Linked DNA regions of Homo sapiens: region 2 is linked to region 1. The links are chromatin contacts, found by Hi-C or POLR2A ChIA-PET in ENCODE. All regions are on one chromosome and are shown on one strand. The core of a region is the stretch at or near the end of the contact, and the rest is flanking DNA. Distances in the headings are between cores, read along the strand shown.

Evidence for each region. Hi-C counts contacts between places; a loop is a spot of excess contacts on that map. ChIA-PET counts read pairs that join two places held with the same protein, here RNA polymerase II (POLR2A).
Region 2: a map of DLD1 shows a loop between it and region 1 (4-fold over the local background). The contact joins the promoter of LINC00593 here to the enhancer-like site in region 1. A Hi-C loop is called at or near these places in 1 of 168 maps with a recorded cell type or tissue (DLD1). POLR2A ChIA-PET finds 5 or more read pairs at or near these places in 3 of 52 experiments (IMR-90, T-cell and activated CD8-positive, alpha-beta memory T cell).

Annotation. Positions count from the first base shown.
Region 1 is chr15:69,754,011-69,758,254 of GRCh38, forward strand. LOC107984788 (a long non-coding RNA gene) reads left to right here. Exons shown (of 3, transcript XR_001751592.3): 2 at 2,146-2,196. Among named protein-coding and RNA genes, the nearest start is that of LINC00593, 79 kb to the right of the region's middle. Within about 2 kb of position 1,646, at least 6 of the 41 ENCODE cell types and tissues checked have a DNase peak (open chromatin) inside an H3K27ac peak, as active enhancers do.
Region 2 is chr15:69,833,384-69,837,944 of GRCh38, forward strand. It overlaps LINC00593 (long intergenic non-protein coding RNA 593), which reads left to right and starts at 1,851. Exons shown (of 5, transcript NR_026764.2): 1 at 1,851-1,898; 2 at 4,045-4,118.

The sequences.
Region 1 (4,244 bases), core at 396-2,895:
TTCCCCAGCTACCTCACCCACTGCAGCTCCAAGGCCAGTCTCCTTGCACACCCTCCACAGGGCACATGGAGACTTCTGGAGTCCTCCATGCATCACAGGAATTGAGGAAGACTCTGGCATTCTGTCATCTGCTGTGTTGGTTTAAATGCCCCAGCCCAGTTGCCTCATCTTTTAAAAAGGATAATAATTAGCACCAATGTCACAAGGCCAATGTGAGAGTTTATATTTGCAAAGCACTTAGAATGACATCTGTCACATAGTAATGCAATATCGGTATTTGTTAAAATACATTATGTAATGATGTGAAGGTGAAATAGTAGTAGGCTAGAAATGTGTCACTTTAAACTTTAAAAGCTATGGCAAGTTCATCATCTCCCATTGGTCATGTATACCTAGACACTCCCAAATGGACCTTCCTAAAAGCACTTCAACTTGTGATGCCAGTGCAAGTCTGGCCACATTGATTCCTGCTGAACATAGGTTAGTGATTCCTCCTTGCTCTGTGGAAGAGGTCAGGGTTCTATTCTCAGGCCACTAGGATCTGCTCTGCTGTCCCCTCCAGAGTCACCTTGAACCAACCCTTCCTTCCCACTTGTCCTCCAGCTCTGGAAACTTTCTTCAGCATCCTTTCATAAACTGTGCTCCCTCTTGCTTCAAGACCTTCACCCAAGCTATTCCTTGTGTCTGCGTGGCTCCTCCTGCCACTATCTTCTCCTTCCTTTAGCCAGCTCCTGCTCACCCCTTGAATCTTGTCTGGGTTATCATTTTTTGCAAAGAAGTCTTCCCCAGACCCAAAAGAGATGATAAATCCCGTGATGCATTCTCATCCATGTTACGTTTAATTCTTACATTCAGCATGACCTGCAATTGTTTGGGTCATCCATCCATCCATCCATCCATCCAACAAATGCTTATTGAATGTCTATTGTATGCCAGGTACTTTTCTTGGCCTTAACCATATAGCAGTGAACCAAACAGACAGAACCCCCTTGCCCTGGTCTCTAGCAGTTATTTGATGTATATGTGTTACAAAGCAATCTCAAAACAGATATACCCAATTTGGGGCCCAGCTCTATCACTTCTGTTTCATAAACAATAGAATTTCTTTTCTCGTGTCCACTCTGTGCTGGGCTCCTGCAGTACAGACATAAAAGAGATAATTACCACACGTTTGTCTTTGAGAAAGTTACTTAATGCCTCTGATCCTAATTTCCTATATGAAAATTTTCTCTGCCACCTTTGAGGGGCCATGAGGATTAAATTACTGGACAGTTCTCTCTGTTCATGTAAAAGGGCTGTCGCATATGCAGTTGAACAGCAGAAGCCTCTTAAACAACCTGAGATCAACCATCAAAAACACAAGAGCAAGACTCCTAAGCAGTTCTTTGCTTACCACTATATTCCTAGTGTCTAACAGGTACCTGGAGGAAAGCAGTCTTTAATATATTATTTGTTAAGAAATAAGCCAATGAAATACTGCTACCTTCCCTAGAAAGATGATGGATTGAAGGCACAATCCTACTCCTATGAAACTCATGAAGATCTCCTCGAGCAATGGCAGGAAACAGAGCTGCTGACTAGCAGTTTCGCGGGAGGTTAAAAGAAGAGAAGCCCCACCCAGGCGGAAGGTCGCTGCGGTTTCTTTGGTGAATGATCCGTGCCCCAGCTCTCCCATTTAGACCCTAGTTAATCTGGCTACCCTTGTAACCAGGCCAGCCCTCTAGAATAACAGAGCCTGAAGTGAGGAGGTGGGAGGAACATTCATGAGTGGGTAACCCTGTGACTAATCCAGAGAAACAGTTTCAAGACTGGTGGTTCACCCCAGCCTTGTTTGTGTCTAATTTCCCCAGGGGCAAATCAGCCCCTTCATTTCACTCTGAGGTTTAGGGTTTCCCCTAGAGCTCTTGGTGAGACTCAGCCAGGATGTTTTGCATAAGTGTGGGAAGTCTTGGAGGTGGAAGTAGGAAATGGGGTGGAGAGTAAAGGTGAGACTGGATGGGGGGCACTCTGTCCATCCCCACTTCTGAAAAGCTTTGGCATAATTCAAATCAATTGTTTCTTCCCAGGCTATTTTGCAGAAGAATTAACACCAAAGGAGACAGAAGAATTGAGCCTTTTAAAACAAGTTTTTGTTTTTTTTTCCAGGAGAAAGGTGGGGAGAAAAATAAGAGCTGGAAAACACATGGCCCTAAACAGGTGAGAAGTAATAGGCCCTATCTTTTGTATCTGGGCCAGCCATAATTCTTGACAAATAGTGTGCATTTCACAAATGTTCATCAGTGAGTTGAAAGAACATGGGCTCTCAAAGCAGATCCACCTGGTTTGGGGCCTGGCTCTATCACTTCTGTTTCATAAACGGTGGCCTTTTTTTCCATGTGTCCACTCTGTGCTGGGCTCCTGCAGTACAGACACGAAGGAGGTAATTACTGCACATTTGTCTCTGAGAAAGTCACTCAAGGCCTCTGATCCTCATTTTTCCTATATGAAAATCTTCTCTGCCTCCCTTAAAGGGCCATGAGGATTACGCTGGACAGTGCTCTGTCCGTGACAAAGGGCTGTGGCATCTGCGTGCAGTTAAACAGCAGAAGCCCTCTTGAGCAACCTGCAATGGACCAGCTTGCTAGATTAATGTAGACTCTCCACACTACTCAGCTAGCACTGTGCCCATGCCTGGGATACACTAAACCCTTGAAGCTAGCAGCTCCAACTGAAGCTTCTCTCCAGTTTTCCTGGGCACATATGTTTCCATTGGTTGAGCTGTGTGTGCTTACTGAGGGCTATTTGTATTTCTTCTCAACCTGTACCTGTTACTCTGATTAAATAATGCAATCCATCATTTCATAATGCAATGAAATATGAGTGCAAAAACGTAGAGTTGTTTCTTTGCAAGCTAAAGTGAGTGCTTTGGAGAGAATCAATGCATGCTATAACGGAACAACCTCCTGGTGAATTCAGTGTAAGTGCGATAACTATAAAGGTTAGAGGAAAAAACAACAAAATAGAGTCTTTGGCATTCAGTTTTATATTCTCTTTCACTTTAAAGAAACAGAGACTACATATTGTTGGTGCTACCTCGTGGGCGTGATTTATCTGGGGAAGAATTCCAAACAGCCAACCCAGAGAATCCCCCATTTTCTATGACTGTCTTGGGAAAGTGGGTCTGACAAAGCTGAATCTCATCAGATTCAAGAGGGGGTGTTCGGTGGCTTTAATGCTTCTCCGTAAAGTGGATGGGAGAGTGTCAGGGCTAACTCAAGCCACAAAGGGTTCTGAGAACCTCAGAGCTGGGAAGGGCTTCATGTTCACTGGGCCCAGGCATCCCCTGGGGTGGGCACCTCCACCGCAGTCCCACTGCCAGGTGGCTGCCCAGGCTCCTGACTGATGCCCCAGTGACTCAACACCACTGAGACCTGGTTCGGTTTGAGTCGTATTCTGGTAAGCGTGCCTGACTCACTCTGCTCTCCCTTCTCTGTGCTCCTTGATGTACCCTCCTTTACCCCCAGGTGAAAAAGCTCCATTAACTTTGTCACAGCAGGTCCAGAAAGAAGCTAACACTGTAATATGAATTAGCTTAATATATTCTCAAGGTACCTATTTTCCCAGCAGGACAAGGCCTGCTTATCCTTTCAGATAATTCTTCATTCTTTCCTAGGGCCTTCCCATCTCTCCTAGCCCCAAGATCCAGGTCCTTCATCCAAAAGACCTACCCTAGGCCCCATTTCTGCACATTTCCGGCAAGATTCTGCCTGATCACTGCCTCAAGTTGATAGGACAAAATATTGTACCTGGGATCAATAAAAATTCTAATTCTAGCACTTTTTTTTTTTTTTTTTGAGACGGAGTTTTGCTCTTGTTGCCCAGGTTGGAGTGCGATGGCGTGATCTCGGCTCACTGCAACCTCCGCCTCCTGGGTTCAAGTGATTCTCCTGCCTCAGCCTCCCAAGTAGCTGGGATTATAGGCAGCTGCCAACATGCCTAGCTAATTTTTGTATTTTCAGTAGAGATGGGGTTTCACCATGTTGGTCAGGCTGGTCTCGAACTCCTGACCTCAGGTGATCTGCCTGCCTTGGCCTCCCAAAGTGCTGAGATTACAGACATGAGCCACTGTTCCCGGTCTAATTCTAGCACTTTCTAACTCTTAGACCTTGGCTTACATAATTAATGTTTCTAAAAGCTGTGATTTTTTTCATTTGCATAATGGAAATTGAAATAGCTCATTGTGATGGTTCTTCATTCAACATGTT
Region 2 (4,561 bases), core at 601-3,100, 80 kb after region 1:
GGAGGTTGCTCTGTGGCGTTGGGCCAGTGGCTGGGCTGGGACATTCAGGATGGCCTCACCGGTCTGTCTGATGCTTTGATGAGGACAGCAGGAAGGCTGGGGCTCAGCTGGACTACAGCACCTACACATGGCCTCTCCAGCACACCTGGAGTCAGACTTTTTCCATGGAGGCCCAGGGCTCCTAGAGCCAGTGTTTTCAGAGGTACAGGCAGAAGCTACAAGTGACCTAGCTTCAGAACATCACTTCTTCCTCATTCTATTGGTCACAAAAGTCACGAAGACCAGCCTGGATTCAAGGGGAACAGAGTAGACCCCACCTCTCAATGGGAGGAATGTCAAAGGATTTGTGGCTATCTTAAAGCTACCATCACACGCTTCACCAGGGCGGGGTCTTTGGAGTGTTTTATGCACTGCTAGTTTCCAAGCACCTAGCACAGAGTAGGTGCTCAATAAACATATATTGACTGAGTGAATGAATGAAAAAATGTAATTTTTACAGTCCATGCCAAGCCCACCTCTCCCTGGAAGTCCTCTACACCTACCCCAGGCCATGGGTCCTTTCCCAGCCTAGCCTCCACCCCTCACCTGCCCTGCCGTCCCTCTGGGCCTTGGGCTCTTTCCCCCTTTATAGATGACCCTACAAACAAAGCATTGAGTTCCCTGGGGGCAGGTGTGTGTTCTGCACCGTGCAGATAGGCTTCAACAGGAGTTCCTAACTGTATGCATGGCATAGGTGCATTTTATATGTATAATGGTTCACAAATCACAACCACCCATCAGGTAACCATCGCTATCCCATTTACAGAAGAGAAAACTGGGGCCCAGAGAAGTTGAATCATTTGCCTCAGGTCACCCAGCCAGCCCGAGTCTAGCTCAGTGTCTCCGCAGCAGCAGGTGCTCAGTGGCTCTGTGGACTGACTGTTCCATCCCTACGCTGTGCATATGAACATGAGGTGCCCAAGACTTCCCCTTGAGGTTCCAGAGCCCACTAAAGCAGGGCTTTGGGGCCTCACTTTACCTTTCTCTTCCCTGGAGACCACTGAAATGCACTGGCGAGAGAGATGGGTTTAATATTCATGAACCAGCCAGGCATGAGTGATTAGCTGACTCCTGTTGGAGGAAGAGGAATAATTGAATACGGTATTTACATAATAAGTTAATGCTGCCACCCGCCTGTGGGGCTCCTTTGTGGGTCTGTCCTCCACCTCCCTACTTGCCCACATTGTGTTTCTCCTCACCTGCCTTGGATGGCCTAGGAGGAAGTGCAGTGGCTTTGCACCCCTCTGCAATTTGGGCTGCCGTCTAAATGATAACATTATTTAGGGAACAGAACTCCAGTGCCTGGGAGAGCCTGTAATGGGCTGGTCGGTGGCCTGCCCGGGGGGCTGGACCCCTAAACAAAACCCTTCTGCAGACTCTGAGAAATGACAAGGGGAAGCTGAGAAGCTGAGACTGGGTTTTTGACATGGGCCTTCTTGCCCCAAACCTTCAGGAGACCTTGAGCACATTCCATCCCATTTTTTGGCTTCTCTCCTTTTCTGCAACACGCAGGGCCCCAGCCCGACCCTCTGTGGTCTAGGACTGCATTCCAGCTGCCTGGTTGAAGGCAGCAGGCAAGGGGAGAAGCAGGAGTGTGGGGCCATTCAAAAGAGAACTGCTCTTTTGTGGCTGCAAAGGGGAGGTAAGGCAGTTTCCATGCCTTCCTCAAGAGCTGCCTTTGGGGTTACCCCTGGTCAGTGCTCACTTGGGGTCCTGGAATCAAAGGTTCTTAGCTCATAATCACCTCATTCATGGCTGGCTGGGAGGTGTGCTGTGTGCATGTCTGACCCTGGGCGTGAGGAACACCAGCCAAGTCCTTCTGGCTGCGGTTAAAAGGGCTCACCAGCCTCTCCCTGAAGGTGAAGTGCAAAGATGGGCTGGGGATTTTTAAGGGGAGTGGGAAGTATTAATCGTTGGGGTGCTAGCTCCACTGTAAATACACTAAAGCCAGCATTTTTTTATGTCTCTGGAATGGTGGATGGTGTCCGGCAAGGGCCAGAATAGCCTGGTTCTTCTTGCCCAGATGTAGAAGTGCAGACCCTGGAGAGCTGTACGTTTTATCATTTGCATGACTTCTCCGCAGAATGGGCAGGATGACAGAGCTCCCCTCACAGGGCTTGTGTGAGGATTGAGTTGCTGTATGTTACGGCTCACAACAGAACTAACTCCCCGAGCAGAAACCTGGGATTTCTTCCGAAAAGACTGTGGGGCACTATATCAACACTTGAGTTCTAGCCTTTTTGATGACTAACCTCCTGAGAAAGCTTGGGTACCTCTCATGACTATGAGCTTTAGTTTTCTCACCTGTAAAATGGGGGCAATGAGCCCGATCTCTCAAGCTTGCTGGGAGGATTAAATGACAGTCACCCTGGTAGAAGATGCCCAGCCTTGGTGCCTGGCACACAGTAGGTGCTCAGTGAGAGCATGCACAGATGCAGTATTAGGTCTGTGATGGCCTGTCTGGGGGAGGCGGGCACAGATCCTGGAGAGGGAAGATGTAGGAGCTCAAGACAGCTGGCTTCAGGTGGCTAAAGAGCCCTGAGGGCCAGAGGCTGCACTTCTATGCATTTCAGAATGAGAGACCGGGGAGCATTGATAAGTGTTGCAACTAGAAGTATTTTAATCCAAAGTAAAGAGGAGCCCAAGCTGCCTGACGGTCAGGCAGCATCAGTGGGGTGGGTGCCCTATCACAGGATGTGTCCAAGCTTAGATTGGTTGGGAGGTCATGGAGGGGCTCCAAGTAATGGAGAGGAAGGAGGTTCCTGGGCTGGTTACTAAGGTTCCTTCTGTGATGTATGATCATGAGGTCAGCAGTGGTGACACTGTCTTGATTTTTTTGTCACTCTCAGTAGCCATGTGGCAGCCCGTGCTCCCTGCTGCTTGTCCCCATCCCCTCCCATGCACCTGCCTCACTGCCCGTGGCCAGCAGCATCCTTCCAACACTCTCTAGAACATGTCTCTTCTCTCTACTGGAGGCAGCCTCTGCCCACAGGGAGTGGGGGACCCAGACCCCTGCACTTGGCAAAGGGGGCCCTCCATGCACGGACTCTGACCATCTCTCCAGCTACTTGTCCTGCTGCTAGACAAAGAATCAATACTTAAGCCCACGTTTCTGGACACTGACACCCTTTCTGTTTCTGTTTCCACTGAATCATGACATATTCCAAAGCATTCCAGTGTGGTCCCCACTCTAGTGCCACTCAGAGGTGCTCTCATCCCTCACCCTTCATGGGACGTGTGTCTGAGTGGGGTTGGGGGACGTCCGCTTTCTTCATCTCTTGCTTTCCAAGGGCAGGACCTCTGGGGAATGCCCCTCATGCCCACAGTGCCCCCCAGTGTCAGGGACTCAGGAACAGCTAAGGTCCTACGAGGCAGGGTTCTTGGGAAAGCCTTAGTTCCCTCAGTGAAGGGTTCTCCTCACAGTAAAGGCAGGAGCTTGGGTGCTGGGGTCCCTAGCCTTGTCCTGTCCCCTCTCCTCACTCGGGCCCAGAACTCAGCAGTACCCAGGCTGGAGGCAGCAAGCCCAGGGAAGGCCATGGCCTTCAGGTGCCCCACTCTGCTGCCACAGGACACTCGGTCACATCAGGGGCTGTGCTAGACATGGTGCACCATCCCCTCCAACCCATACAGCCCTGCAGGGCGGCCTGTCAGCCTCATCTGACAGACAGAGAGATGGAGACTGAGGCTCAGAAAGGCCACGTGATTGTCCTCAGCCAGGGTCTTGAGGGCCAATGTCGAGGAACAGAGCTAGTTCAGGTGAGGTGAATGAAGCACTTGCCCCAGGGCACAACATTTAAGGGGGTGCAATCAAAACTTGGCAATCAAGATAAGTATTATTTCAATGCAGTATATGTAAAAATTGAAAGTAATGCAATAGACATTTTGCATTAAATTTTACCTTTTAAAATATTGCTTGGAGATATTATTCATCGTAATTAGTGAGTTTTTGGTTTTCCCGAGAATTGCCCCGATATCCAGTGAAATCGCTCATTTGCTTTCCCTTAGTCTTGGCCCGGGAGCCTGTGTCCTCCAGGTAGCTGTGCTGTGGGGAGCTGGAGAGGACTGAAGAGCTGAGGAGGGTACTTTGGCCTCTGGCTTTGTGGGATGTGGGGTGTGGGGGGAGGGAGGGAGGAGGAACCCAGGCTGGAGCTGTGCAGGGGGGACTGGCTCCAAATGTCTGAGAGACCCCTCTGACCTGGGATGCTGGAGGGGTCAGGGGAGCAAGCTGGCTTTTGAGAGGCTGGGCTGTGAGGCAGAGGCAAAAGGGACCTGTGGGAGCCTCTTTGTCCCCCAGTCCCTGGAGCTCAGCAGACAGGAAGGACGCCAGAGCCCAGCCTGAGATTGGGGAGCAGTGGGTGGCTGAGATTTCTGTAGGGCTTTTGGGGACCTCACCTCACGCCTGCTCTGCTCCCTGCTGGTGTGGGAGGACCCTAGACCCTGACAAGGTGCAGGTCAGGTTGGGGTGGACGGTGTGTGCAGGAAGCGCAGAGGCCCTCCTGTCAGCTCTGGGCCAGGGCTGCAG